Regions from separate parts of the Homo sapiens genome. Here region 2 is linked to region 1. A link is an interaction called in ENCODE POLR2A ChIA-PET data of the cell type or tissue named here. Cell type or tissue: OCI-LY7. All regions are shown on one strand.

Region 1 (5,000 bases):
CTGGGATCCCAAAGTTATAAATGCTAATCCTGTGACTGGGTCCAACAACTCCCTTATAATCTCTTCTGCTATTGTCCCATTCTTATTTTTTTTTTTCTGTGTGCTTCAATCTGGAAATGTAATGACTTGCTTTGAGGAATTCAAGCTCACTTTTCCTGTCTCTGCTGTGTCCACTTTACTATTAAAGCCATCCAATGAATGCTAGATCTTTCCTTTGCAATATGTTAGACATTGTTCTTAAAGTCAGATATTGCCTTTGGCAGTTGTAAAATTCCCATTTGATTCTTTTTTATATAATTCCAATTCTTTGTTGAAATACTCCCTCTCCTCTTCCATGTTGTCTGTCTTTTCATCTCTTTCCTTTAACAAATGGATCACAGTTATTTTGAAGTCTGTCTTCTAACTGCATCCATTTGCTTTCATGGACTGTTTTTTAAACTTTGACTTTTGGTCACTTTTTCCTACTTCTTCTTACATCTAGTAATTTATTATTGTGTAATGTACATTGTGGATGATACAATGCAGAGGCTCTGAATTATGCCTTCTTTGTAATGAGGTAGGGTGTTTTCCTGGAAGGCAGATAAATACCAGTGGGTCATTTTGATCCTGTCAATTCTTGGATTTCAGCTTTCTTAGGGAAGTCTGCTTTGGTTTTGTCGTTAGTCCCTGGGTGACATGGTTTGGCTGTGTCCCCACTCAAATCTCATCTTGAATTGTAGCTCCCATAATTCCCAGATGCAGTGGGAGGGACCCAGTGGGAGGTAATTGAGTCATGAGGAGTGGGTTTTTCCCATGCTGTTCTCTTGATAGTGAATAAGTCTCATGAGATCTGATGGTTTTATTAATGGGAGTTCCCCTGCACACACTCTCTTGACTGCCACCATGTAAGACGTGACTTTGCTCCTCATTCAACTTCCGCCATGATTGTGAGGCCTCTCCAGCCCCTTTCTTTTATAAATTACCCCATTTTGGGTATGTCTTTATTAGCAGCATGAGAGTAGACTAATACAACCGGTTTACTTTTTATTCCTGGGCATGACTTTCTGGGGTTTCATATAAATGTCTGGGGGTGTGTGCCAAAGCTCTTACCTGTAAATGGAAGATACTATCATCTACCATGCATGATTATGATAAAGTTTAATGGACAATAGGATTTGTTCTAAGCACAATACACTGAGGTCTATGCATCTAGTCCTCTATCTTCCACTCCCCATTCCTGGGCAAACATCACCTCTCCCTCCCTGCCAGCTTTCCCATCTGCGACACTGGAGTCCGTTAGGATCATCAAAGAAACTGAGCAAGGCACCTGAGCCCTGTGTTCAGGAGGACCTGAGGACAAGGCCCAGGAAGTTCCTCAGTTTCTCTGAGTCTCAGGTTCTTCATCCAGAAAGTGGCAATAATAATGTCTATTCTGGAATATTGTTACGAAGATGTATTTAAAGCAACTAACATAGTTTCTGGGAAGCAATCAGGTTGCAAATAAGGATATCCATGTTAATGTTCTGACCACCCTACCAAAACAAGATATAGAATCAGGAAACACGGGCATTGCTGTTAGTAACATAAGAACTTCTGTTATTTCTCCTCAGTCCTAAAGATGGTTGTGAATTCAGATCCTATGTCTATGCCTCAGCATTTTCCTGTAGTGAGTGTAAGAAGTATTCATCCCAACTGGCTTTATTCCTAATATTTAGAAACAACTGTGCATAGATAAAGCGGTCTCCTAAGCCTCAGTTTAAGAACCAGAATCATTCTCTGCTTTCAGTTACGAGGAAGCTAAGCTATACGTATAAAAAGAAGAGATTGAAGGATCTGAAAGTGGCCACGTTGCCTCACTGCCCACCCTGCCTCCCCAGCACACACCCAGACTGTCTCCCATCTCCATCGCTAACTTTTGAGAACCGGAACTGAGTGTGTAAGGGACAGAGGGTGGCATCCATCATTTTTATATCAAGATGCCAATATAATCACTTTCTGAAAAATAATTGCAAGCCTAAGTATATTAAAGGTCTCCTTTCAAAGGCTGCATTCACAATATTCCCTGAATTTAACCTAATGGGAACTAAATTGTGTTGTTATTCAAAGAGATTCAAGGACTGATTATTATTTCAGAATATAAGCAACCTTTGGATTAGTTTTGAAAGATACACAGGAAAAATCTTAGGTATGGCAATCCAGCATTAGTGCATTAGTGAGCATCTACTATGAGCTAGATGCTAGGGAATAAAAAATGTAAATGAGAAGTGATTGCAAGATTCCTGCAAGGTGCCGGGCGAAGTAACAATCCCACTGGGCAGTTCTCTCTCCATTTCCCATCCCCATGGGAAGCAGACACACATACCACTCACCATTCCTTCTTCGTGGCGTTCTTTCCTGGTGTGAATCCCAGGCCACGGGAGCACAGAGGAGGAAGTGACCACCGGGGACAAATAGTGGGCAGAGCAGGATGGACTTCAAAGAAGGATATTTTAAAGCTGAGGGATATAATCTGAAAGTGACACTTTTGAAGACTAAGCCAACTGGAGCTTCAGCTTGCTCTCACTTTCATGTCACCCTCAGGACAGGGCTGCCTCTGCCCATCCCTGGTTGCTACCAACAGCACTTTCAGATTTACAAGGGCTGTGTGAGGCTGGTGCTGGCTGGGGAGGAGGAACCCTCAGCTCATCTCAGGGCTCAGACAGGCAACATTCTCAATCACACACAGCAGCCTGCCATCCAGTCCAGAACCGTTCAGGACCAACTTGAAAAAGTGCCTGATTGCGGAAAGCAAGCCCCCAGCACATGCTCCTGGTCCAGGCTGGCACCCTGAGGCCTGGCTCCTGCTGGCCACAGCCTCACCCTCCCACCTCCTCCCGCACCCCAGCTGCCCTCTGCTGCACCACGAGGGTCTGTGGGAGAGAAAACAATCGTTCAGGGAAGATTGAAAACACCCCTCTTGCTTCTTGCCAGAGAATTTGCATTTTTGGAACAGGTTCTTATTTCTTTTTAAGGCTCAGAATGAGAAGCTTTTAGAAAAGCTAAAAATATCTGTTAACGAAGAAGCAAAAGAAAAAAAAAAACTATCCAGCTTTCTCTTCTTTCTGTGCAAAAGGCTCGGCAGCACCCGGAGGTGCAGAGTCAGCTTTTAGATTCTCTCGTGGGCTGAAAGTACTAGGGAGGAAAAGGTGTCATCGAGGCCTGGATCTTTTAGAAACAAAGATACACGGAGATAAAGATAAAAGAAACCCGAGAGCATGCTACAAAATCATAGGAGTTGAAAACCGAAAATGGTCTGTTAGAGTTAACTTAATATAAATTCCTTGTTTTACAACTAAAGAAACTAACATGCAAACAGGTAAGATGGCTTGCCCAGAGGGGAGGCACAGCAGCTGGGACTAGGAGCCCGACTTCCCCACCCCGGCCAGTGCCCCTTCCTTGCCTGGGAAGACCTCCCTCCCACCATCACAGCACTTGGACCTACAACCGTGAAAATGACTTTAGAGGATCTGGTCCAACCACTGCTAATAAGGTCACCAGCCTCAGCAGCAAGCTGCCTTCCATCCAAGCCTGGGTTTCCCAGCAGCCAGGATGAGTTGCCCCAACTCTGCCTCCTGGGGCCAGGCTTCCAGAACTCAGGGAAACACAAAGGCTTCTGATGGAGTTTCCACCTAGGACTTGGCGCATCAGTAAGAAGGTCATGAACTCGTTCAGGATCAGAAGCATTTAATTATTGGTGGACATTAGAGCTAGAAGGACCCTGCCCTCCATTTAAGCGACAGAAACAGAGGCCAAGAAGGGATATGGCTTGTCCAGGGGCACCAGCAGTTCAGTGGGATTCTGCTTTGACAGGGCTGGTCCTGCAGTCCCCTGCTGCCTCTGCCAAGCTTCTCCTTCGTTTGGATTTTTTGTCCTTCGTGTATTCTCCCAATCGATACCCTCTACCAAGTGCCTACTATGTACCAGGCGTGGTTCTAGTGCTAAGGATACAACATAGAGCAAGACAAGATTCCGACCCTGGGGATTTTATGTTCCACAAACCCCACGTGACCCACATCAGCCCATGAGACATGGGACTCCTGCACGGATGTAAGGAGGTTTCCCCACCCTGGCTTCCCCTAGAAAATGCTTTCCTTCAAGTATGTGCATCCTGTCCCATGGCTCCTGATCACCCTACAAGATGAAGCCCAAGTTCAAAGCCTCCATGACTGGTTCTGCCCACCTTTCCCACATTTCTTCCCCCACCCCCACCTGCCAAATTGTGCTGCAGTCACACAGATCCATAAGATCCACCTGGAACTCCTGCGTGGGGCATTGCTCAGCCTGCCACCCACCTGGGGCGCTTTTCTTCCTACTCTTCCTCTCCTACTCTGCGGACCCTCTTCCCAAAGCAAGGCGTGGGCCATTTGCTGCATTCTAATTGCATGTCTGATAGTCTGTGAAGTGCTTTACAGATGCTACATCACCTAACCCCACAGCGTCGCCGAAGAGACCACCGGCTCAGCCTTGCATGCCTGAGAATCACCTGGAGGCGCTGTAAAATATAACGCCCCCAGGTTCCACCCGAGATCCTCATGTATTTGGACTCTGGTGCTTAGGCATTAGAAGCTGTAAATGGTCCCCTTGGGATTTCAATGTGCAGCCAAGACTGAGGACAACTATAGTCTCTCCATTTTGCAAATAAAGAAGAGAGGTGCAAAAAAATTACCAAACATGCCAACATAAATTCATTGATTCCCATTTCTGTTAAAAAAGATAAAAAAGGCTAGGCACTGTGGCTCACACCTGTAATCCCAGCACTTTGGGAGGCCGAGGCAGGTGGATCACCTGAGCTCAGGAGTTCAGGACCAGCCTGGCCAACATGGTGAAACCCCGTCTCTACTAAAAAATACAAAAACTAGCCAGATGTAGTGGCAGGCGCCTGTAATCCCAGCTACTTGGGAGAATTGCTTGAACCTGGGAGGCGGAGGTTGCAGTGAGCTGAGATCGCACCATTGCACTCCAGCCTGGGTGACAAGAACAAA
Region 2 (5,000 bases), 110 kb after region 1:
AGTGGCAACCTTGGACATTTTCCAAACATAAATAGCAACATTAACACATCATAACCAAAAACACAGGGAAAATATTACTACTACTGTGTGTCTTCCCAGGTCACAGACTGAACTTGATTAAGTACTGAAATACAAAATGTCCACGTTGGCCTCTAAACCATAGATCATTGAGATGCACTATCATTTATTCACTGAACATGTACTACAACATGTACCTGTGCCGGATCCTGAGTGAGACACCAGAGATACAAAGGTGAATAGGACAGGTGCCCTGTCTTCCCAGTAGTCACAGGCTGGAGAGGAGGCCAAACCTGCATTCAAACCATCACAGCACAGTGAGTACCTAATAGTGGAGGAATTAAACCCAGGTGTAGACAAAAACAGAATCAAAACAACGACAAAACATTTGCAATAAAATCCAGGAAAAAATAGAAAATATTTTTAAACTGAACCCTAGGAACTGTATTTTAGGCCCAACTATAAAACCTGCTCTGGTTTAGTTTCTGTAGACTTACAAGTTTCCATTTTCCACATCCAAATGTGCACAGAAGAGATTCAATACCTGTGAGGTTCCAGTGGATTTCAAAATGCACTCACCTCTTGGTAGTGAAACAAAAGCTTATTCTGGTGAAGAATATCTCATGATATGTATGGAGAAGATTTCAAATATCCAAGATTAGATTGACAGATTAAATATTTGGTGTTGGAGTAGTATAAAGGGTTCTGAATCTTCAGAGGGAATGTTCTCAGCAGAAGACACAGCAAATTCAAAGTCCCTGCAGCAGGAAGGGGCATGGCCCAGTACAGAATATTAAGGTCAGTGTGGCTGGAGACAGGCAGCCAAAGGGAAACAAAGACACAAAGGCAGAGAGTTAGATAGCACGGTAGGTAGTTGTTTTAGGACATGAGGACATGTCATCCTTTTAGGACATGAGGTAGTCCTTTTAAGATATGAGGCGTGGGGGAATTTCACCTTTTTTTTTTTTTTTTTTTTTTTGAGACAGAGTGTCGCTCTATCACCCAAGCTAGAGTGCAGTGGTATGATCTCGGCTCACTGCAACCTCCGCCTCCTGGGTTCAAGTGATTCTCCTGCCTCAGCCTCCCGGGTAGCTGGGACTACAGGCATGCACCACCATGCCCAGCTAATTTTTTGTATTTTTAGTAGAGACAGGGTTTCACCATGCTGGACAGGCTGGTCTCGAACTCCTGACCTCATGATCCTCCCTCCTCAGTCTCCAAAGTGCTGGGATAACAGGCGTGAGCCTCCGCTCTCAGCTCATCTTTATTACGAATGCAATATAAATCTATTGGGAGATTTTTAATAGAGGGGTAATATGCTCTGATATACATTTGTTAAAAGGTCATTCTGGCTGCTTTGGGGGAAAGGAATTTAGGTGGGAAAGACTGGTTGTAGAAAGGCCAACTCAAGATTAAGAGACAATAACGGAAAAGTCCAGGGAATAGCTGGTATTGGCTTGGTCCCGGGTGGTAACATTGGAAATTGTGAGAATGGTGAGACTAGAAAGATACTTTGAAAGTAAAGCCAGTAAGGTGGGGTGTTAGATTAGATGTGAGGGTAAAGGAAGTGGTTAATCCTCAATGAACCCTGGGTTTTTGGAATAAGAAACTGGGTGGATGGTGATGCCATGAAGCAAAATAAGTTTTGAGGGATGAAAGTGGGAATCAACAGCAGAGCTTTGGCCTGGTTAGTTTTGAGATGACCCTAGGACATTGAAGTGGAGCTGCAGAACAGACAGTGATGTGTGAATGTGACCTCCTTGGCAGGGTCTGAAGGAGGGATACCTTTATGGTTCATCACCATGCATCCTTTCACTGAATCTGCTAAGCAGTGATATGGTGAGTCTTGTAGAGTAAATAATTATCCACATTTTCCAGGGAGAGCACTGAGGCTCAGAGAGATTGAGTTAATTCAACAAAAGCCGCATCAACAGGTAAATCATACCTCTGAGAATACAACCTCCACCAGCAAGTCTAGTGCCCTTTCTACTACACCACAAAGAAAACCACAGAGAACGTAGCAAGAGAGGGCTAAGAATAATCTGAAATTAGCATATCGGAAATTCCTGTTTTGATTACTTACCCATTAATTTAAATTTTGGGCACTAAACTCAATTATAATCATTTTATTATTATTATTATATTATTATTATTATACTTTAAGTTCTGGAGTACATGTGCAGAACATGCAGGTTTGTTACATAGGTATACGCATGCCATGGTGGTTTGCTGCACCCATCAACCCGTCATTTACATTAGGTATTTCTCCTAATGCTATTCCTCCCCTAGCCTCCCACCCCCCGACAGACCCTGGTGTGTGATGTTCCCCTCCCTGTGTCCATGTGTTCTCATTGTCCAACTCCCACTTATGAGTGAGAACATGCGGTGTTTGGTTTTCTGTTCTTCTGTTAGTTTGCTAAGAATGACAGTTTTCAGCTCCATCCATGTCCCTGCAAAGGACATGAACTCATCCTTTTTTATGGCTGCATCGTATTCCATGGTGTATATGTGCCACGTTTTCTTTATCCAGTTTATCACTGAGGGGCATTTGGATTGGTTCCAAGTCTTTGCTATTGTGAACAGTGCCACAATAAACATACATGTGCATGTGTCTTTACAGTAGAATGATTTATAATCCTTTGGGTATATAACCAGTAATGGGATTGCTGGGTCAAATGGTATTTCTGGTTCCAGATCCTTGAAGAATCGCCACACTGACTTCCACAATGGTTGAACTAGTTTACACTCACACCAACAGTGTAAAAGCGTTCCTATTTTTCCACATCCTCTCCAGTATCTGTTGCTTCCTGACATTTTAATGATTGCCATTCTAACTGGCATGAGATGGTATCTCATTGTGGTTTTGATTTGCATTTCTCTAATGACCAGTGATGATGAGCTTTTTTTTTCATGTTTGCTGGCTGCATAAATGTATTCTTTAGAGAAGTGTCTATTCATATCCTTCTCCCACTTTTTGATGGGGTTGTTTGTTTTTTTCTTGTAAATTTGTTTAAGTTCTTGTAGATTCTGGATATTAGCCCTTTGTCAAAATGATAGATTGCAAAAATTTTCTCCCATTCTGTATTTTGCCTGTTCACTCTGATGATAGTTTCTTTTGCTGTGCAGAAGCAATTTAGTTTAATTAGATCCCATTTATCTATTTTGACTTTTGTTGCCATTGCTTTTGGTGTTTAAGTCATGAAGTCTTCGCCCATGCCTATGTCCTGAATGGTATTGCCTAGGTTTTCTTCTAGGGTTTTTATGGCTTTAGGTCTTATGTTTAAATCTTTAATCTATCTTGAATTAATTTTTGTATAAGGTGTAAGGAAGGGATCATTGTTAAGATGTTCTACTAGCTCTCCATTATCCCTTCTTTGAACTTATAATCAGGCAAGTGTCTATAAAAATTGTGTAAGACTTTGAAATGGACCAGAAAAAAAAAGATTGTAGTCTGTCTTGCCTAGTTCACCCTTCCAAGTTCTCACAAACTTTCCTTGTCTTTGAGCTATTTTACAACTGTAAACTGTAGAAAACTGATAGTAATGCAGGTGATTTGTGTCCATAGAAATGCAAATTGTGTTTGGTGGTGATGCACTTGGTTACTTCTCCTGGGATATTGACCAGTTTTATATCTATTTGTAAATTTACTTCAGTGTCCCTGATTGCCTACGTATGCATATTTTAAATTCTCTTTTGAACTGGTAGTAATATCTTATTGGTTCTTTTATTAATAAATGAGTTAAAGTAAAGCTCTGATAGCCATTCATTCGTGTTTGTATAAGCCGTGATTTTAACACTTTTTAAAAATTATGTTTAACATAGATTACTTTTTAACAATAGAAATGTTAAAATCATTTAAAAAATGTTCCCCCAAATTTTGAAGAATTTATTTTTCTGAAATAAATTGCTTACATTTTAGAAACCACTTTTCGAATTTTAGAACTATAGGTCAATGTACCAGTAAATTACCTGTGAGATTTTCTTTTTTTTTTTTTTTTTTTTGAGATGGAGTTTCGCTCATTGCCCAAGCTGGAGTGCAATGATGCAATCTTGGCTCCACCTCCCGGGTTCAAGTGATTCTCCTGCTTCAGCTTCCTAAGTAGCTGGGATTACAGGCGTGCAGCACCTCGCCTGGCTAATTTTTTGTATTTTTAGTAGAAACGGGGGTTTCACCATGTTAGCCAAGCTCGTCTCGAACTCCTGACCTCAGACGATCCACCTGCTTCGGCCTCCCAAAGTGCTGGTATTACAGGCATAAACCACCCCACCCAGACAACTAGTGAGACTTTCTTATATTGAATAGTTTGTAGTGAGATTAAGGTTTCCATAGCCCACAGATCATGAATGCTATATTCAAACCATTTTCTAAATGGTTGTGGCCAGGTGCAGTGGCTCACACCTGTAATCCCAGCACTTTGGGAGGCCAAGGCGGGTGGTTCACTTGAGATCAAGAGTTCAAGACCAGCCTGGCCAAAATGGTGAAATCCATCTCTAATAAAAACACAAAAATTTAGCTGGGAGTGGTGGCACACACCTGTAATCCCAGCTACTCAGGGAGGCTGAGGCAGGAGAATCACTTGAAGCCAGGAGGTGGAGATTGCAGTGAGCCGAGATTGCACCACTGCACTGCAGCCTGGGCAACAGAGTGAGTGAGACTCCATCTCAAAAAAATTAAAAATAAAAAGTTTTTAAAGTGGTTGTGAGTCTTTCGTAGCTGAATGCCAAAAACTATTTGCTCCTCACCAACCACTTAACTCTTCATTGAACGAAGAAGATGGGTTTTGAAGCAACTTCATACATCCATTCTGACAAAGAAGTGTTGTGTAAGTGTGGCTGCAGTGATGGATAGGGGTTGGTGATCTAATGAACATTTTATATTAGAACAAAAGCAAATATCTCCTCCCCTGGGTATGAAGAACTGGCCACAGAAGATGGGAGTTGAAAAATTTGTAGAAGAAGCCAAAAGCCTATTAGGAAAAAAA

Evidence for each region. Peaks named below come from ENCODE experiments on the same cell type or tissue, not always from the same donor. Only the 100,000 strongest peaks of a DNase experiment are listed, where the experiment ranks them.
Region 2: POLR2A ChIA-PET joins it to region 1 with 6 read pairs; 2 of 35 experiments call an interaction of 5 or more read pairs at or near these places.

What each region holds. Positions count from the first base shown.
Region 1 is chr2:8,275,391-8,280,390 of GRCh38, forward strand. The region is part of intron 7 of LINC00299 (long intergenic non-protein coding RNA 299); the gene reads right to left. Among named protein-coding and RNA genes, the nearest start is that of LINC00299, 51 kb to the right of the region's middle. RefSeq lists an enhancer at 2,341-2,842 and a silencer at 2,577-2,626. In OCI-LY7, no CTCF peak of the experiment used is centred here; DNase peaks (open chromatin) are centred at 2,641 and 3,041; H3K4me3 peaks cover 1,066 bases; H3K27ac peaks cover 761 bases.
Region 2 is chr2:8,382,880-8,387,879 of GRCh38, forward strand. No RefSeq gene overlaps it. Among named protein-coding and RNA genes, the nearest start is that of LINC00299, 57 kb to the left of the region's middle. In OCI-LY7, no CTCF peak of the experiment used is centred here; no DNase peak of the experiment used is centred here.